Linked DNA regions of Homo sapiens: region 2 is linked to region 1. Evidence: read pairs that join two places in POLR2A ChIA-PET (ENCODE). Cell type or tissue: PC-9. All regions are shown on one strand. Links, peaks and the distances in the headings refer to the core of each region. The heading gives the core; the rest is flanking DNA.

Evidence for each region. ChIA-PET counts read pairs that join two places held together with the same protein. Peaks named below come from ENCODE experiments on the same cell type or tissue, not always from the same donor. Only the 100,000 strongest peaks of a DNase experiment are listed, where the experiment ranks them.
Region 2: POLR2A ChIA-PET joins it to region 1 with 11 read pairs; 2 of 35 experiments call an interaction of 5 or more read pairs at or near these places.

What each region holds. Positions count from the first base shown.
Region 1 is chr5:96,088,931-96,098,071 of GRCh38, forward strand. All of the region lies in intron 1 of LOC101929710 (a long non-coding RNA gene), which reads left to right. It also overlaps a transcript of CAST not described here. Among named protein-coding and RNA genes, the nearest start is that of MIR583, 14 kb to the left of the region's middle. RefSeq lists an enhancer at 1,194-1,695. In PC-9, for the core only: no CTCF peak of the experiment used is centred there; DNase peaks (open chromatin) are centred at 4,551 and 5,271; H3K4me3 peaks cover 854 bases; H3K27ac peaks cover 3,267 bases.
Region 2 is chr5:95,879,546-95,888,686 of GRCh38, forward strand. It overlaps ELL2 (elongation factor for RNA polymerase II 2), which reads right to left. Exons shown (of 12, transcript NM_012081.6): 12 at 5,553-9,141. It overlaps LOC105379091 (a long non-coding RNA gene), which reads left to right. Exons shown (of 3, transcript XR_001742813.2): 3 at 1-2,061. Among named protein-coding and RNA genes, the nearest start is that of LINC01554, 32 kb to the left of the region's middle. In PC-9, for the core only: no CTCF peak of the experiment used is centred there; a DNase peak (open chromatin) is centred at 4,186; H3K4me3 peaks cover 415 bases; H3K27ac peaks cover 2,368 bases.

The sequences.
Region 1 (9,141 bases), core at 280-8,279:
GGATTGAGGTGATTAGTTACAGCCAACTGCTTGTTTTCAGGGATTTATTCCATTTTCCTACTTTGTCAGCATCATCTAATTGGGGATCAGATGCTTTCAGTCAGCATCCTTTGCAGTGCAAGGAGCTCCAAAAATCTTTTTTTTTTTTTTTTTTTTTTAACTCTGGGAATATGCCCAGGCCTGAATAAATAAATTTCCCCTCTTCGCACTGAAGGAAGTATATGACTTTTAAAGGAGTAGGTGAACACATAGGTGTTTTTCTTTTAAACACAGAATGCAACACTGTTTTGTAACAGTGGAGGAAGTAGGAATGAATATATATTTCGAGGATTATAAACCAGTGCATAGCCTTCTGGAGGCAATTTTGTTATGTTTATCAATATTTAAAATGCACATACTCTTGAGGGAGGAATTTTACTTCTGAGAATGTATCCCAAAAGTATACTAGCATATGTGATCAAGGAAGAATGTACAAGGATATTTATATAGTATTGTTTACAAAGAAAAGGATGGAAAACAATTTAACAAAAGGTCCACTTAATAGAGGATGAGTTAAATAAGTTATCATACATCCATACAATAGATTATTTTAATAATTGTTAAAAGGATAAGGTGGGTCTAAATGTTCCAATATGGAAAATTTCTATGATGTACTAGTTAACAAAGAAGGGGAAGACCAATACTGCCATTTGTGTTTAAAAAGGGCTGTATGTATACATGTGCGTGTTTTTGTTTGTGTATGTGTAGCCTTTCTTGACATACTATTACCAACAGTTGCCTCTGATGAAGGGAATTGGGAAATCAAGAGAGAAGGATTGAAGGAGACTTACTTTTCACTGTATGCTTTTTTATAAAGCTTAAAATGTTTCTCTTGTGCATATAATTATTCTTCAAGTAAATAGGTAACTAAATAAATGATAAGTAAATAGAAGATGTTGATTTTTTATCTTCTCATTCGTATTTCTTCTTATTTCTTGCTTTCCACAGAAAGGATATTCTCTGACTGGGCTTTGGAGTCAGACCTTTAGTTCCTCCCCCACTAATTAGCTGTGTGACACTCTGCAAATTATTTGGTGGTATCCCAGTGTGCTAATCTTATTTTTTTTCCTTCCCCCTGGTAAAAGAGATTAATAGTATCTCAAGAGTTATTGTGAAGGTTAAGTAAGGTCCCTAGCACGATGCCTAGGCCATAATCCTTAATCAAGCCTTGATGAAAGCTAATTCCCTTCCCCTTGCAAGGCTTCAGGTTGTTATGTTGGTGGGATACGGGTCTCTAGTACCTTATGGCAGCCAAAACTTGTTCCTTTGTCCTTCTTGAGAGCATGTCTTCCCCTTGCAGCTGACTGAAGGTTCTATGGCTTACTAAGTTAAACAACAAAAAGAGAGAACAAGGTACCACAAAGCAAATAAACAAAACCTCTACCAGTGTTGTAATTTAAAACAGTCTCTGAGCTGGTGTTAGAGCAGGTGGGGCCATTAGTTCCCACTGAGCTGGCAGCATCCTCCCCAGAGCTCCCCAAGCTAGCTTCACACTTCTTAGTGGCTGTGACCATTAGGCCTCTCTGGGGTCCTCTTAGTTCTGGCAGCTGTTTAGTTCAGGGGGACTAAACAGCCATGGAGCTACCTAGAATCTTTTTCCCCAAGGTCTCCTGGGGCCTTCACTTTCCGGAAGAGGTTGAAAAATTTTTTTAAAAGACTTTTTTATGTTTTGTTTTTAAAACATATATTAAAAATCATGTCTGTGTTGGTGAGAAGAAGAGGGTATTTTTAAAATAAAGTACCTTCTGAGGGAACTTCTGTGGAATGGAGTGTGTGTGTGTGCGTGTGTTTCTTTTGGGAGATCAGCAGAGAACAGGAAGCAACTAAAGTGTTTTGCTTTGGTTCCCCTGTGGCCTCCATCTAGTTGCTGTAGTTGTACACACATACATCAACTTCAGATGCTGCCGAAGCTTGAGGCCATGGCCTCAAGTCCACAGAGGAGGACTGAGTTCTTCTGAGCTCTAGTGAGAGACCAGATGCCCATCCATTGTTCCCAGCTTTTGGAATATGTTCCTGTGTGCAGGTTCCCAGGTGCATTTTGGTGAGGAGAGAGATGCCTGGGGGGAAGGTACATTACAGTAGATTGCACCTGTCTCCATTACTACTTATTGCCGTCTGTTTGTAGTGTAGGGTTGGGGTGGAGGCTGCTGGCTTTGGAGACAGACAGGCCTGGATTTGAAAGCCAGCCTTGCTCATTTTTAGCTGGGTAATCTCAGGCATGTTACTGAATCTCTCTCTTTTTTTTTTTTTTGAGACAGACCCTCGCTCTGTCGCCCAGGCTGGAGTGCAGTGGCACAAGCTTGGCTCACTGCAACCTCTACCTCCCAGGTTCAAGCGATTCTCCTGCCTCAGCCTCCTGAGTAGCTGGGATTACAGTCACGCGCCACCATGCCTGGCTAATTTTTTTGTATTTTTAGTGGAGATGGGGTTTCTCCATGTTAGGCTGGCAGATCTTGAACTTCTGACCTCTGGTGATCCACCCACCTTGGCCTCCCAAAGTGCTGGAATTACAGGCATGAGCCACCATGCCTGGCCTTTTTTTTTTTTTTTTTTTGAGATAGGGTCTTACTCTGTCACCCAGGCTGGAGTGCAGTGGCACGATCAGGGCTCACTGTAGCTTTGCCCTCCCAGGCTCAAGTGATCCTCCCACCTCAGTCCCCCGAGTAGCTGGAACTACAGGTGTGCACCATCACGCCCAGCTAATTTTTGTATTTTTAGTAGAGACAGGGTTTCATTATGTTGCCAAGACTAGTCTCAAGCTCCTGGACTCGTGATCCTCCTGCCTCAGCCTCCCAAAGTGCTGGGATTACAGGCATGAGCCATCGTACCTGGCCCTGAATCTCTTAAAGCCATGATTTCTTCATGTGATACAGGAATAACAATGGCACCTGCCTCGTGGGGTTGGTGTGCTTAGTACCTGGCACACAGTGAGCACTCAGTCAGGGTTAGTACCAAATCAGACCTTGGCTGTCTCCATTTGATGGTGAGTTCTTGCAGGGAAGGTCTTTCCCTTTATCATAACCTAAGTGCCCAGCACATGACCTAAGCACTTGATGAATAAATGAGTGATGAATGAATGAATGAAATCCCCAAAGCAGAATCACACTGTGACTAATTTTGTGACACACTTACCATTCTCATTTGACTGACATCCTTTGAAGACACCCCTTTGACATCATTTCCTTCTTGTCTACTCCTCTCCCTTAGAAAACTCTCCTGCATATATGTATTGCTTTATAAATTATCTTTCACAGGTACCTTATTATAACTTGCTTTCTGTTTTTTATTCTTTCAAAGCGATGCTCTTATCCTCAAGACCACTGGAAAATAAAAAGAAATAAAAAAATTCTCAGGAATTTATGGCAGATTTTGTTAGTATTTCTTACTGCTTAAAATATACATTTGACTAGAAAGCAGGAAAAACATTTGCTCTTTCAGGATTTATGTATAAAATTCTCTTGGGTCTCTAACATGGCATTCAATATACATCCTCAACTCTTCCCCTTCCAAACTTGAGTTAGGCTTAGGTTTTCATGTAGCTTCATCGTGTAGCTTCATGACACCCAAATTTAAGATGGGCCATTACTGAGTTGGTTTAAAATATACATGATAACTTTCAAAGAGTGAAAATTAACCCATTGTCTCTTTTGTATTTGACCTAGAAGATTACTATAACATACTATCTCATAAAGGGGAATAATTTGAGGCCAACTTTCCTAACTAATATTGTGATTATAAAGGGAAGACCCTGAAGCTTTTCTATTTCCGGAAGAAAAACCTCTTAAATTCTACTTTTCAGACATGATCAAACCAGGCTCTAATGCCACATTGGCAGCTTTAGAATCATAGAAAGAGCTGAAAGAGACCATAGTGTCACCCAGTCCAACCCCTTCATTTTGGAGAGACACCGTGTAGCTTAACTAGGATCACAGAGCTATTTAGCGGCAGAGTGGGGCCTAGAATCCAGATCTCCTTAATCATTGTTCGGCGATTTTTCCAATTCACCCAATGCCTTTTCTCCTACAGTCAAGATTTAGAGGTTTTATTGACACATATTCAGATATTGTTATTCTTAATTTAAAAAATTTAAAGATTGATGTGTGAAGATTGATATCATTGAGAAAATTCTATAGGCAGTGCTGGGGGTTGTGTTACATTTCTCAAATTAAAATAAAAAAAATGAGGGACCAAACTAGATGTGTTTGGGATCATATTTGGCATGAGGATCAGCATTCGGTGACCCAATTCTTTATTTAGTTATGGAGACAAGTCTAGGGCATATATGAAACAGGTGAACAATATACAGCTGTTTTGTTAAGTGATACAGTACATGGTACAGAGAAAATGTTTATTGAGCAGTGCAGGAGGAAGAAAAGGTTAAATCTAGGTCCTGAAGAATGAGTATGGCTTTGTGTGCATTTGGAGAAGCAGGGCATTCCACTAAGAGCCAGCAGCAGCTGTTAAGTAGTGAAGGGACAATGGGCAGGGTGGAGCATGTCTTGCGTGTTCATGGGTGCCTGGCGAGGAAGCCAGTCTGACTGGAAAATAAGCCCAGCTGGTAGGGTGCTGTAAGATTATGCAGGACCTTAGAAGTGTGATAAAAGAGGTCAGACTTAGAGACCACAGGGAGCTGCACCTTGCATTTTGAGCTACAGCGTATCTTAACAGAGGCCTGTTTGATACTGTCACTTGGACAGTGTTTGGCAGTATGGGTTTGAAGGGTCTGGAAAACTACTTATGAGGCCCATGGGTATCTAGGCAGGAGATGGTAAAATGAGAGAGATAAGTACAGATAGAAAAGAAGAAGAAACTATGAATATATTTCAAAGGGAAAATCACTAGGGTAATTGTTTAGATTTGGTAGATTGAGAGAAGAAACTATTCAAAGTCCTAGGCTTTTTGCCTGGCTGACCAAGCTCAAAGAAGTTTGTGTCCTGAACTCCATTCCCTGCAAAGATTAGAGTTTGAGCTGATTGCTCTACTAGAACCTATTCCTGGTTGGCAATCTTCCTGTCCTCATGTTTCAGATTACAGAGCCCTTGTCTTAAAGGCATGCCTTATTTCCCTCAAGGAAAAACTATTTGTAAGGAAGTTAGTTGGTTACTTGCACCTACTGTCTGATTATTGACTTTGCCACTTAGTTATCTTGTTGTTAAATACACAGAAAAAGATCCCTGGAGCCCATTAGTCTCCACAGGTGGAAACGTATTTAATCTTTGGGAGAAAACCAAATTACTTACCTAGAATGTTTGTTCTCTGACTAATAATGTAGTCATGTTGATCCACCCCTTATGCCCAGTGAATTTCCAAAGATTTGGCATTGAGAGAGTGGCATTAGAAATTGTTTAACTCATATATATGACTAAGGGAGCCAGTAATACTCACTAGGAGACTGATGAAATTTAAGAAGATTCTAGGGCACAAAGGACTGCAAATCTTTTACAGTAGGGTGACCTTTTTTTTTTTTTCCTTTCTGGTCCAAGGGACATTTGATTCCATTACTGCCATATCTCCTTCTCCTGATATAGGCTGAAAATAAGATACACTTAGAAGAGAGCTGTGCTGCGAGTCTTTCTAATGCCAGCAAACATTTATGTAGTGAAATATTTAATACTTTCAGTGATCTTATGAGGTAGATAGAATTATCATTCCCATTTTACTGATAAAGATATGGAGAAAAGTTGAGAGAGGTGAAGTGAGCTGGGTGTTGAACGCTAGCTGTTTGACTTTAAATCATGACTTTTCCTCACTCTACTGTGAAGAGCTTGGGCAAGAAGTCAGGCTCAGCAAACCTGCCAACTTGTTTACATGTTTTATTTTTAAATTACGTGACATTGGTTCTCTACGGTTTGGACTTGTGTATTACAACAAGCAATACAGAGGCTTGCATATTACTCTCCATTGGCTGTTAGCTCTTGTGAAGTAATTAGGCTACAAAAGTCTTCCTTATAGTTATTTAAATCATCCAGCAAACCCAAATTCTTGTTTTGCTTCTTACAATGGCCTGCTTGCCTTGAAAAAAATGAGTATTCCATTTCTCTTACTATATTTAGCTGCCTGGAATGGTAACTTCTTCTTGCTTTTTGGGACTTTGGCTCAGAGCCAAGGTCATTGTGCAAGAAAAGGGTGAAATGGTTGGATTTAGGCTGTATCTTGTGTCAGTCATTTTTGCAAATGCAGCATTTTGACCAAAATGCAGCCACATGGCTCTAGGAAATGCTGGTTTGCAAACACACTTGGTGTGGTTTGCTGTTTTGTTTTTTCTCCCCCAATTAAGGTTTCTTGATCAGCTTGTCTTTAGAACACTTGTAAAAGTGTTCTAAGGTAGAATTCTGGCCAGGTGTAGTGGCTCACCTATAATCCCAGCACTTTAGGAGGCCCAGGTGAGAGGATCGCTGGAGGCCAGCCTGGGTGACATAGAGACACCCCTGTTTCTATAAGAAAAAAAAAACAATTAGCCAGGTGCCTGTATTCCCAGCTACTTGGGAGGCTGAGGCAAGAGGATCATTTGCACTCAAGAGTTCCAGGCTGCAGTGAGCTATTATTGTGCCATTGCACTCCAGCCTGGGCAACAGAGACTCTGTTTCAAAAAAAAAAAAAAAAAAAAAAAAAAAAAAAGACCTATTATATGAAAGGGTGATACATTCTCTACTTTAACCTGTGGCAAATCATCAACAATACTCCTCATTTTAAGTTTGAAGAAGATATGCTAGGCACCAAAAAGAAATTGCATCTGAATATGATAGAATCATCACATTCCTTGACCAGAAGAGACCTTGGTTCTTTCTTCCTTGTCCCTATCTTCTTGACAAAGACCCACTGAAAACATCTTCAGAAAAGACATAACATTAAAAAAAAATCCTTAAAGAGAGCCCAACTTTTCCTTATTATTAATTCTAGTGTTTAGCAACTTAGATTGTATTTAAATAACAGAAAAAAGCAGTTGTTGACAAGGTTGATCCAACTCTGTAACCATATTCCTCTTTGTTTTGGCCAAAATATAGCCAGTTTAATTGATTTTGTAGACATCAGCTATTCAGATGGAAGAAGATACCAGAATGGGTTATGTGGTACTCAGGCCACAGTGAAAGACCTAACCTCATTATCAGTAACTTCATCCTTTACCTAATCTCAATCATGGAAGGTGTGATTCAAGTAAACTTCCTCTGAAGCTGCCCTAAAAGGAGGTAGAAATAGCTTTTTGCCATTTACTGTGCAGGGAACCTCCATGTATACTGGAAGATAAGGACAAGAAACTTTGGATCTTTAGAATAAATCATCAGAGGCTCCTTTGCTGCTCAAGTCATTCAAATGACCTAAAGTTGTTCATTAAATGAAATAATGCTTGTAAACAATTGAGGACAAAGCCCTACAGTCCTAAGGGCTTAGTAAAAGTTAACTGTTATTCTTATTTAGAGAGACTGGTCCCAGAGCTTTAACATCAGCCCTCCACTGTCTCAATCCCTGCCACACAGAAAAGGACAAAGGAAGGTGATAGAACAAGACCCAGGGAAAGGGAGGGGAACAAAGCCATTGGCCTAACCATTCCTGCTGAACAACTGTCATTACTTTAGGGAAGAGGAATTCTTAGTCACTACCCAAACCTCTCTGTGTGATAGCTGCAATCTTGTTTCCATTTTATTTAGCCATTTAGTAAGCTATTTCCTATATATCCACAGTTGACTGCATCATTCTCAAATCCTCTTGTTTGAAGGCCCAGTTTAAGACCCTTTCCATTACCGTCTGCAGCAGAAGTGTCTGACTCCAGATGGCCTCTACCATCTGAATGAAGGGCTAGTTTTGGTTGGGTCCAGCAGATCCCTAAAGTACTTGATCACATGAAATGAAGTGACAACCCCACACTAGTGATCTAAACAGGGCAGTGGCATTGTCTCTGTCAGAGCTGGTGAAAGATGCTACTCTTGGAAAAAATTCTTGCCAATAGACTCCTGTTGGCAGTCTTTTGCATTTATTCATGCATATGAGTCATAAAGATCATCGAAATTCTCCAGGGTCCTTTTAAAAAAATATAATTTCCTTTGCACTGCCACCTGATATTTTGATTAAGTTTGACGTAGGACCCAGGAATATGTCTTAAAAGCTTTGTAGGTGATTCTAGGAGACTTTGATCTAAATAATTGAGCCTTTCCAAAGAAATGATTTCCAAAGAAATGATTTATCCTAAGTGAATGGGGAAGCTCTTTGAGCTTTCATAGTTTGCTCACTATGAGCTTTGGAGCTTTGGAGGGCTCTGATTTAGTTATAATATTAGCCTTTTTGAATTAGTTGTGTCTGCTGTGGAGTTCATGAGCCACACCCAGTTCTTAATTGGGATTTCAAGGTAGGATGAGCTCAAAGTCTTTTTTTTTTTTTTTTAACTTTTACTTTAAGTTCAGAGGTACAAGTGCAGGTTTGTTATATAGGTAAACTTGTGCCATGGGGTTTGTTGTACAGATTATTTCATCACCCAGGTATTAAACCTAGTTCCCATTAGTTATTTTTCCTGATTCTTTCCCTCCTCCCCACTCTGAAGGCCACAGTGTGTTGTTCCCCTCTATATGTCCATGTATCCTCATCATTTAGCTCCTACTTACAAGTGACAACATGTGGTATTTGGTTTTCTGTTCCTGTGTTAGTTTGCTAAGGGTAATGGCCTCCAGCTCCATCCATGTCCCTGCACAGGGCATCATCTCATTCTTTTTTATGGCTGCATAGTATTCCATGGTGTATATGTACCACATTTTGTTTATCTAGTCTATCATTGATGGGCATTTAGGTTGATTCCATGTTTTTGCTCTTGCAAATAGTGTTGCAATGAACATATGCATGCATGCATCTTTATAATAGAATGATTTATATTCCTCTGGGTATATACTCAGTAATGGGATTGCTGGGCCAAATGGTATTTCTGTCTTTAGTCTTTAAGGAATCACCACACTGTCTTCCATAATGGTTGAACTAATTTACACTCCCACCAACAGTGAGTAAGTATTCATTTTTCTCTACAACCTTACCATCATCTGTTATTTTTTGACTTTTTAACAATAGCCATTCTGACTGGTGTGAGATGGTATCTCCTTGTGGTTTTGATTTGCATTTCTC
Region 2 (9,141 bases), core at 1,031-9,030, 210 kb before region 1:
AGCTTGGGGGACACACAGGGCTGGTATGTGACTTGTGCCTGAAAATAAAGGTCTAGCAGAGTCAAGGATGCATTTGGAAGTCACTACACTCACGGATACCAGCCCAAAAGTGCTGATTGGTCTATGACTGGGGTGGGAGTGTGGGTGAGCGACCAGATGGGACACCTCGAGTTGGCATGTTGGTATGATCATTTTTAAATGGGCAGTAAGCTTACTAGCTTCTTGCCTGAAGTGACGGCAGTATGCTATTGGAGGCAGATGCTGAAGGCCACTGCAAGGGCCAGCCATAGGAGAGGTCAGAGGAGTCCGAGGCAACCAGGGTGGGCTTTGACAATGCCCAAAGGAAACCAAGGCCAAGGACTTCAAAGCTGTCATTCAATCAGCCCTCTCATGCTCCTTGTCTCTCCTCCCTACCTTCCCACCCTTTCATCCTGGGAAATGCTGGGTGGTGGGAGGAGTGGGGAGGATGGCAAAAAGCACTTGGCTTCCAGACTAAAGCAGGCCTAAGCTGGACGAGGGGAGAATATTCAGTTCTAAATGTATTTCAGAACTGTGGCTGTTACATGACTGGACTTGTGAGTTACTGAAATGAGGCCCTTGCTAAAAGTGAATACAGGACTTATTTAAAAGTAGCTGTCTCTGAGGAATTCTGGGAACCGCCAGAAATTTCATCTCTGAAGGCAAACAGCCCCCAAAAAGTGGATTTGTAGGGACACACATGACAATCGCTGTTGCTTTATGATTGTCCCTCATGGTCAATGTGACAGTGTTTAAACTTCACAGGCATTATCCTACATTACCAGGGATGAAAGAAAGAAGATCTAGGGGTTTAGGCAAATTGCCCTGGGTCAAAGGTAGGTGAATGTCACAACTGGAACTCAGGCCCAGGGTAGAGAACTCCATGTTCCGTTCTTTCCCCCAATACCACAAAGCATTTTCTATCCTCCCCAATTTTTCATGCTTTTAGGTCCCTATTTCTGACCTGGCCTTGTCACCATCTATATGTCAGGTCATTTTTAACCAAAGACAAGGGGAAAATGGTAAGATGTGCATGCTAACAGAAGAGGGGAGCCAGGGTCATTCACTCAGTCAAGAGGAGGGAGTGAAGAGAAGGGAGGAGCAGGTGGGGAGGGTGAGTTAAGGAAGGGAGGGGTGGATGATAATTGGCTACCACAGCAATAAAGATTTGTCAACAGGGGCAGAGAAAGAGGAGGGAAGGAGGAGGGTGGAGAAAAAGGTGGCTTTGCTGACGGTCCCTAGTGTCCCCTTACAGCTGTTCTCAGCTGCAGAGTTCTGAAGCTCAGGTGGCCACGAGACCCCTAGAGACCCTCCTGGCACTCCTTTGACAAGGCTGATTTAAATGAACTCTATCCTTGGGAGGAGAAGGAAAAACTTACAGGTGTAAGAAAGAGTGATTTTCACAGCAGCCTTTTATCCAAAGCATCTTACCTGTAACGAACAACCCCCTCTAGTAACTAGGTGGCAAGAAGCACTTAGGCTTCCAGACAAAAACGCTCTTTTAAAAACTGTCCTCTATAAAGACAACTGGAAAAGAGAATAGAGAGAATATTCAAAGTTCAGCTCAAGTTGAGAACAAATGCATCAGCACTGTGTCTAAGTTACTGGTAGCCAAGATGCCAAGAGAAGCTAATGTGGGACTTGAAAAGATTCACAGAGGGCCGGGCGTGGTGGCTCATGCCAGTGCTGCTAATCCCAGCACTTTGGGAGGCCAAGGTGGGCAGATCACGAGGTCAGGAGTTCAAGACCAGTGTGGCCAACATAGTGAAACCCCGTCTCTACTAAAAACACAAAAAATTAGCCGGGTATGGTGATGTGTGCCTGTAATCCCAGCTACTCAGGAGGCTGAGGCAGGAGAATCGCATGAACCCGGGAGGCGGAGGTTGCAGGGAGCTGAGATCGTGCCACTGCACTCCAGCCTGGGCAACAGAACGAGACTCCCTCTTAAAAAAAAAAAAAAAAAAAGATTCACAGGAAAAAAAAAGTATTTCATAGAGAAATCTGATTTTTGATAGAGAAATCAATAGCAGAGCTTTTAAAATGTTCTGGGCTGTGTCCATTTACCGGGGAGCTCAATCAATCACTCTTATGCAAAAATCTAAATTAACCTAATAGGGTTGTTCAGCTCTGACTGGTTGCTTTGCTACATATATTGCTACAGAACTTTCCACCTCTGAATAAAAGATGGAAAGAAATAATTTTAAAGTATCCAATAAAAATACATATAGTAAACTTATGAGGTGCCAGACACCTCTCTACGTATGTGTCAGCCCAGCAACCTCCAAGGCAGGTACTATCCTGTTCATGATGGGAAACAGAGGATCTGGGGCTTTATAAACATGCCCACAGTCTGTGGCTTGTGAGTGGCACAACAGGACTCTAAGCCAGGCTGTCTGGCAAGACTCCTTGCTCTGAAGCCCTGTGCCCGCTGCTTGTGCTCTGGCACAGCTTGCCTGGCACTTTACCACTCCTTGTCTTCGTATCATTTTTTGGAAGTGGCTGCTGGGCTGTTCTCGGCACCACCTAGGAAGAGTGTGTAAGCTCCTGGGGTCCCATCCTGCCTTCCCACGTGCTGTCACTTAGACGTCTTCATTTCACCATCTACAATGTGAAGGGTTGGGATTCCTGTAACTGGAGAACTAGCAGAGCCCATCAACAGCATTGGGCTCTGCTAGTTCTTGGAAGCACTTGGAAAATTACACAAATGCTAGGCATAAAATAAATGTCAATAAAAACACGTGGCAAAAGGACTCGCAAAGTCAAGTCAGTGTCTTAGTCCATTTGCATTGCTATAAAGGAATACCTGAGGCTGGGTAATTTATAAAGACAAGAGGTTGATTTGGCTTATGTTTCTGGAGGCTGTACAATAAGCATGGTGCTAGCATCCACTTCTGGGAAGGGCTTCAGGGAGCTTTTACTTATGGTGGAAGGCAAAGGGGGAGCAGGTATGACACATGGTGAGAGAGAGGAGATGCCAGGCTCTTTTTAACAACCAGATATCCCATGAACTTATTACCGAGGTGGGGTGGGGGTGGGGGTGGGGGGCGGATGGAGACACCAAGCCATTCGTGAGGGATCTGTCTCCATAACCCAAACACCTCCCACCAAGCCCCACCTCCAACACTGGTAATCACATTTCAACATTAGATTTGGAGGGGACAAATATCCAAACTCTATCAGTCGGTTTGTCATGGGCACCAGTCTGCCATCATTAACTGATTCCTAATCATGACTTTGGGAAGATAAAGTGGCAAGGAACACAAACTTGAATGAGATAGCAGATTCTTGCAGTAATCCAAATCCTTGGGCCACATGAATTTTAAATATGACCGATAGAAATAGTTTGCCTCATTCATTCTTTCAATAAATTATTACTGAGCACATTTTATATGGCAGACACTAGTCTAGAGGCTGGGGACACCCTGGTGAACAGGACAGTTTCTACTCCCACAGAACTTACTAATGCAATTAGTATCCAGTTATAATTATGATAAATGCCACAAAGGAGAAGTATAGAATGAAAGAGAGCATATACCCAGAGGACCTGGGTAGTATGGGGTGGGGGCAGGGGGGCGGTTAGGAAAGGCTTCCTGAAGGAAGTGATGCCTAAGTGGAGATCTTAAGGATATGGAAGACTTAGCTAAGTGAGGAAGGGGTGGAGGGTGGTATTGGTGGTACAGAGTCTACTTAGCACATGAGGCCTTTGGGATAGGAGGAGCAAGGAGTACTGGAGAGCCTGAAGGAAGGTGTGTGTGACTGGTGTGTGGAGAGTAGGAGGAAGAGGCAGCGAGACTGGTAAGGTAGATCATGCTATCCATGTACTCCACAATGGGATTCTGTAAGCCTATTTGGAATTCAGCAAGTATGGAAGGGCAGTCAGCATGCTTCTAGAAGCCCCAGCTGTAGAACTCAAACATGCTGGCCAATTATGTGGGCTCATCTGCAGGGAGCACACTTCTACATTTATAGTCCTAGACAGACGTGAAGTTCTTATTGTCCATCTACAAATGCTCACATTGTACCAACCATTTAATTACAGTAAGAAAAACCAGCCAGGTTGGTCAGTTGAATGAGGCAAGCAGGAGTTGAAATGACACATCTCCACCATTGCACCTGGCAGAATCATCTGATCCCCAACTTGAGAATTAAGCAATCATATCAGAGCCTCCTACTGCCACTACCACTGTCAGCTTTCTGTCCCAGTCTCAGAAAGGTAAAACCAGTAGAGCAGGTACATGTACACCCAGCATTCAATAAAACAAGCCCCAAACACCTCACCTTGAAACCTCTAGCTACTGCCTTTGTCCCCTTTGCAATCAGTCAAAATGAGTTCATTCTCATATGGAAAGTAATGCTTCAAGAAACACTCCTTCTTGCATTCAGCCGATAATCTGTAAAGAACGATTTTTTTCACAGAATTCCCATGTGCTTTTATAAACAATACTGAAACCCCTCCACGCCTCAGTAAGAAAAGCATATTTTCATTTTACAGCTGAGGACAGGAGCCTGTTAAAGGTCCAGTGGGAGAAGGGACTGGGGAGGGCTCCCGACCGTCATGTTGTGAAACTCACTCATCCTTGAGGCTTCTTGTAAATATGACCAGAGGAACCGCCCACATTACTCACTCTGGGTTTTTAATACCAATGTTTGATTGAGGCTTTCTTCCCTTCCTCCTCCATTATTCCTTCAGAAGATTTTTAGAAACTGGAGGTTAAGGATTCAGCTGGGAGAATGCCCTTATGTCTTCTCAGACTGGATACCCCTAAGCTGGAGTCTGTTTCTGAGATAGGCTTTTGGTATGAAGAGAAAATGATATGATTACGAGACTGTACCCTTTCCTCCTACCTCCACCGCCCACTTTCAAATACCCCATTGTTAACACTGTACACTTCCAAAAGTAAAGCGAACATAGGGGAAACAACGTTTTCTCAAAAAGTGTGCTAGTCTCCCTTCAAATGTATTCTGTCATTTCCAATAAATCAACTCCCCCAAAATAATCCACTAGAAATCACTCCGACCCCCACATTCTAGCCTTTGGAACCAAAAGGACTTATCTAGCATATGTGGTATCACTGGAATTGTCACTTTGAAAAGATTAGTCTTATCCTATATAAACATATGAGGCCCAGGATGGAGAAGTGGTTAGGAACACAGATGCTGTGGTCAGACTTCCCAGGCTCTGCCATTTACTAGCTGTGTGATAGGCAAGTTTCTTAACTTCTTTATGACTTAGTTTGCCCACCTGTAAAATGGAGATAACAGGTGGTGAGGAGAAATGGGATAATGCAGCAAAAATGTGTAACAAAAAGGAAACCTTCCATAAATGGTAACTATGATTATTGTTCCCCTAGTAGAAGTTGTCCCTGGAGGGCCTGTCCTACACTTAGAAAAAGATCCCTGGAGCAAATTCCCTGCTCCCACTTCCTAGAGCCCTAACAAGTAATATCTCTGCTAATACTTTGTCATAGGCTCTTTCTGTTTGTTTTTAAGACAAAGAGGCTTGAAATGAGACAAAGGAAAAACAAGTACCAGAATTGCAAAGTTAACATTTTTATTGAACTGAAATTGGTGTAGAACAGGGGCAACCACAGCTGCTGAGCTCTGTAACAACTGAAAAGCCCCTGTGACATTTTACCTTTGAGAGTCCTAACACGGTTTGAGTGGAACAGCTGAGAAACAGCATATATATATTTTAACACCTCAAAATAGTTTGAAATGAGCCTCACAGCCTTGTTCAATCTTCAGATTACAAATAACATTGATAGCATCTCCTGTGGCCTTCAGTTAGTAGTGCCAGTTAATATTGTTTCTGAAAACTTTCCTCTCAAAGTGCTGGCTATAATTTTTTCTCCATCCAGTACACATAAGAAAAGGATTTAGTAACACTTGGGCAAGTAATAAACTGTAGAACTTTAAAAGTAGTAAAGGCATATACCAAGCATACGTGACTCCACACATTGTCAGAAAGGCAGTGGACTGGCTAACGAGTTTCTGCCAAGTTTCAGAAGCAAAGAATGCACTAATGAAAAGGGTAAGGCATCCAAGCAGAGTGTCTGAATTGATGGACCACTTTTGTCTAAAACTAATTTCAACATCTTCCAATATGCAAGCAGGCATTTGTTTTACATAAGGTGAAACACTTTATAAGAGAAAAGAAAACTCCTATAAAGCTTATAAGATCAGAAAAAATTAATACTGAATTTTTATAATCAATGCATGGAGCAATGATATAAACTGACCATAACAATTTTGTGAGAACAAGTATAAAACTATCCATTACTACCTTAAAGAGTTGAAAGTTAAGCCCTCTAAAGTATTCAAAGTGGAATAAATAACAAGGTAGGAAATGCAATACCTATATATTTTAAAAAGCCCACATCTAGTTAATGTTCTCTTAGTTTGTTTTAAATCAGTTGTTCATCCAACCTGGAGTTGATTTAAGGATGTTGGTAAAAATCTTCAAAAGTCCTTCAAATCATTTTAGATGAAATGTGATAGAAAAAACTATACAACTCATTCTCTAATCTTGCTATTTTTCACACCATCCTTCCAAAAAAGAAAAGAAAAAAAACTAGATAAATTCTTCCACCGGAGTAACTGACATTAAGTGGCCACTATTCCTGTAGTAATCATTTGTAAGAATCTAAAAGTCTTGCAGTAGGGGACGAAAAATGATTATAAATATTTTAATAGGCTCATGCCTCATCTTCAAAAGGGATGAAACTTGGATAGTAGCAGATTCAGAGATTTATAATTTTCAAATTTACAACTAATAGACAGACACACTTTTGCAAGGATCTGTCCAACACATACAACTAACATCTAAATTAAGGCTTTTACTGGTATGTGATCAGGTCTAAGGGTATGCAATGCTGGATTTCCATTTAGCATCTCCAGCTTTCATTGTTACCCAACTTGTAAACCAGAAGATGTGCTGATGTACAGGGTAGGAGCTCCAATGGCTAACCATTCACCAACTGGAAGGCTTGTTTGTAAACAGGTTCTGAAACAAGAGTTGGCAGTGAAACAACTGAGGAGGTGCCTCAGATCATGCAAAGGGGAAAAGTGATTTGCACCTGCTGACATGATGGACATTAAAAAAAAAAAAAAGCCAATAGTTGACCTTCAGTTCAAGATTTCAAGATTTACAGACCTAAAAGTTTAGAACTACATCCAAGCCAATGGTTCTCATACTTTAGCTTGCAGAAAGTCACCTACAAGAAACCTGTGAAAATGCAGATACTTGGGCCCTATACCTAGAGATTCTAACTCAGGTGATCCAAATGGTCCAAGCACCTTTTGCTTTTGAGAAACCTTGCTCATAGCAAATAGCAGCACACAGTCTTTGATTAAAAGGCCAAGATGTCCAAGAAATAACACCAATGAGTTCATTACCTATAGACGAACCACTCAGGAGACTCTATCATAATAATATGATGCCTGAATTTATCCCCAATTAAGTTTCCCTTTCCTTTTTTCAATTAAAAAGTTTGAAATAAATTAACGTTTAATAATGATTGTACCAATTCTGAGGTAAAAAAAGAGCACCAGGGATCTCAATGCTAAAAGAAACAGAATTCCTTAGGAGGTCCATGCTACATAGAACCAAAATTTCTGCGGTAATGTTATAGAGTTGTAGTGCAAAAGGGACTTGTTTCAGTCTTTGTATAGTCTGTATACTTCTGTATACATTTAGTATATTATCTAATCTTTCCAGTTAATGTTTTAGAACTCCAAAGAGAAAAGTTAATCTACATGCTCTCTCAAGTTTTCTAGATAACCAACATTTTTCTGGTTTACAGTGATACACAACAAAGTTATTCATTTATTTTTCTGGATGCTGGAGACAAACATCTTTATTAAAGACACTACCAAAATTTTGGCAAACATTTCAAAACAGATTTGTAAACATAATGCTTCCCTTTTCAACTGGCAGCACTTTGAAAAGACAATACAATAAGACAATACAACTTGAATCAACATTAATTCAAAATCCTTATATTTTTGACCACATAACTTATGTTCCCACATGATAAAACAAGTGACAGTTTAAATCAATGTCAACAGATAAACTCCATGAAATGAAAGTTTGTGCTGTTTGATGAATCACAGTATGTTATGGTTAAATATATCCACTCTTTTTTATATTCCTGGCACCAGGATGAAAAAAAAAATCTTTAAATATACCTCTTATGTAGGTAATAGCTTCTTTGCATATCTCTCTTCAAAAAATACTTTATAGCAGTATATAAATAGGTTACCTACACATTTCATTTTATAATTTTGTCCCAAAACTATAGATCTGTTTCATTTTCATGACATATCAATTTTTGCCCAACATTAATAAAGCTGACAAACTCGTTGAAATGGAAATGCTTTTGTCTTCCACAACAAAAGTAGCAATTTGATAGAAGAAAAAAAACAAAAAAACAAAAAAACACCCTACAGTAACACTCGTCAGTTGTTTAACCTGAGCGTTTGGCCTACTAGGAGTAGCAGCTTTTTTTCCTTCATGCACGCTCACATCCACACCACCTCTGCACACATACAGATCGAGCACACACTTCCAGATGCTGGTAGGCCACAGTATGCTTCCCATTGCTCTAATCAAGTGGGAAGCAGTGTAGCTAATGATTAACCACACTATGTACACAACTAGCAAACACCTTAAGGCAACCATTGCAATGGGGGGTTAACTTGCAGGGCGGATTTAATGTTCTAGATCAAGTCAGCCTGTATATACATATGTGTATGTGAATCTATACACATACACCTTTCTATTTTTTAACCCTCCAAGACAATGTTTATTTTTTTAATTTTGTGCAAATTTCTAAATATTCTACCATTTAAGGCAAAGAGTTTGCATTAAGAAACGTCAGAAAATAGGCTTACGTTTATCCAAAAGCATTTCACCTTGCACATTACTGTTGTTGTTTTTTAAACACATACAACTTTTAAGTGTGGACACTGGATCCCCAATATCTAAAAAATCATTTCTAATAACAAACACAAGTTTTTGAGGAAAAAAAACTGATTTGAAATATAGACAATGGATCCCCAATACCTAAAAAAATTATTTCTATTAACAAACACAAGTCTTGGGGGTGGGGTGGTGGGGAGGAC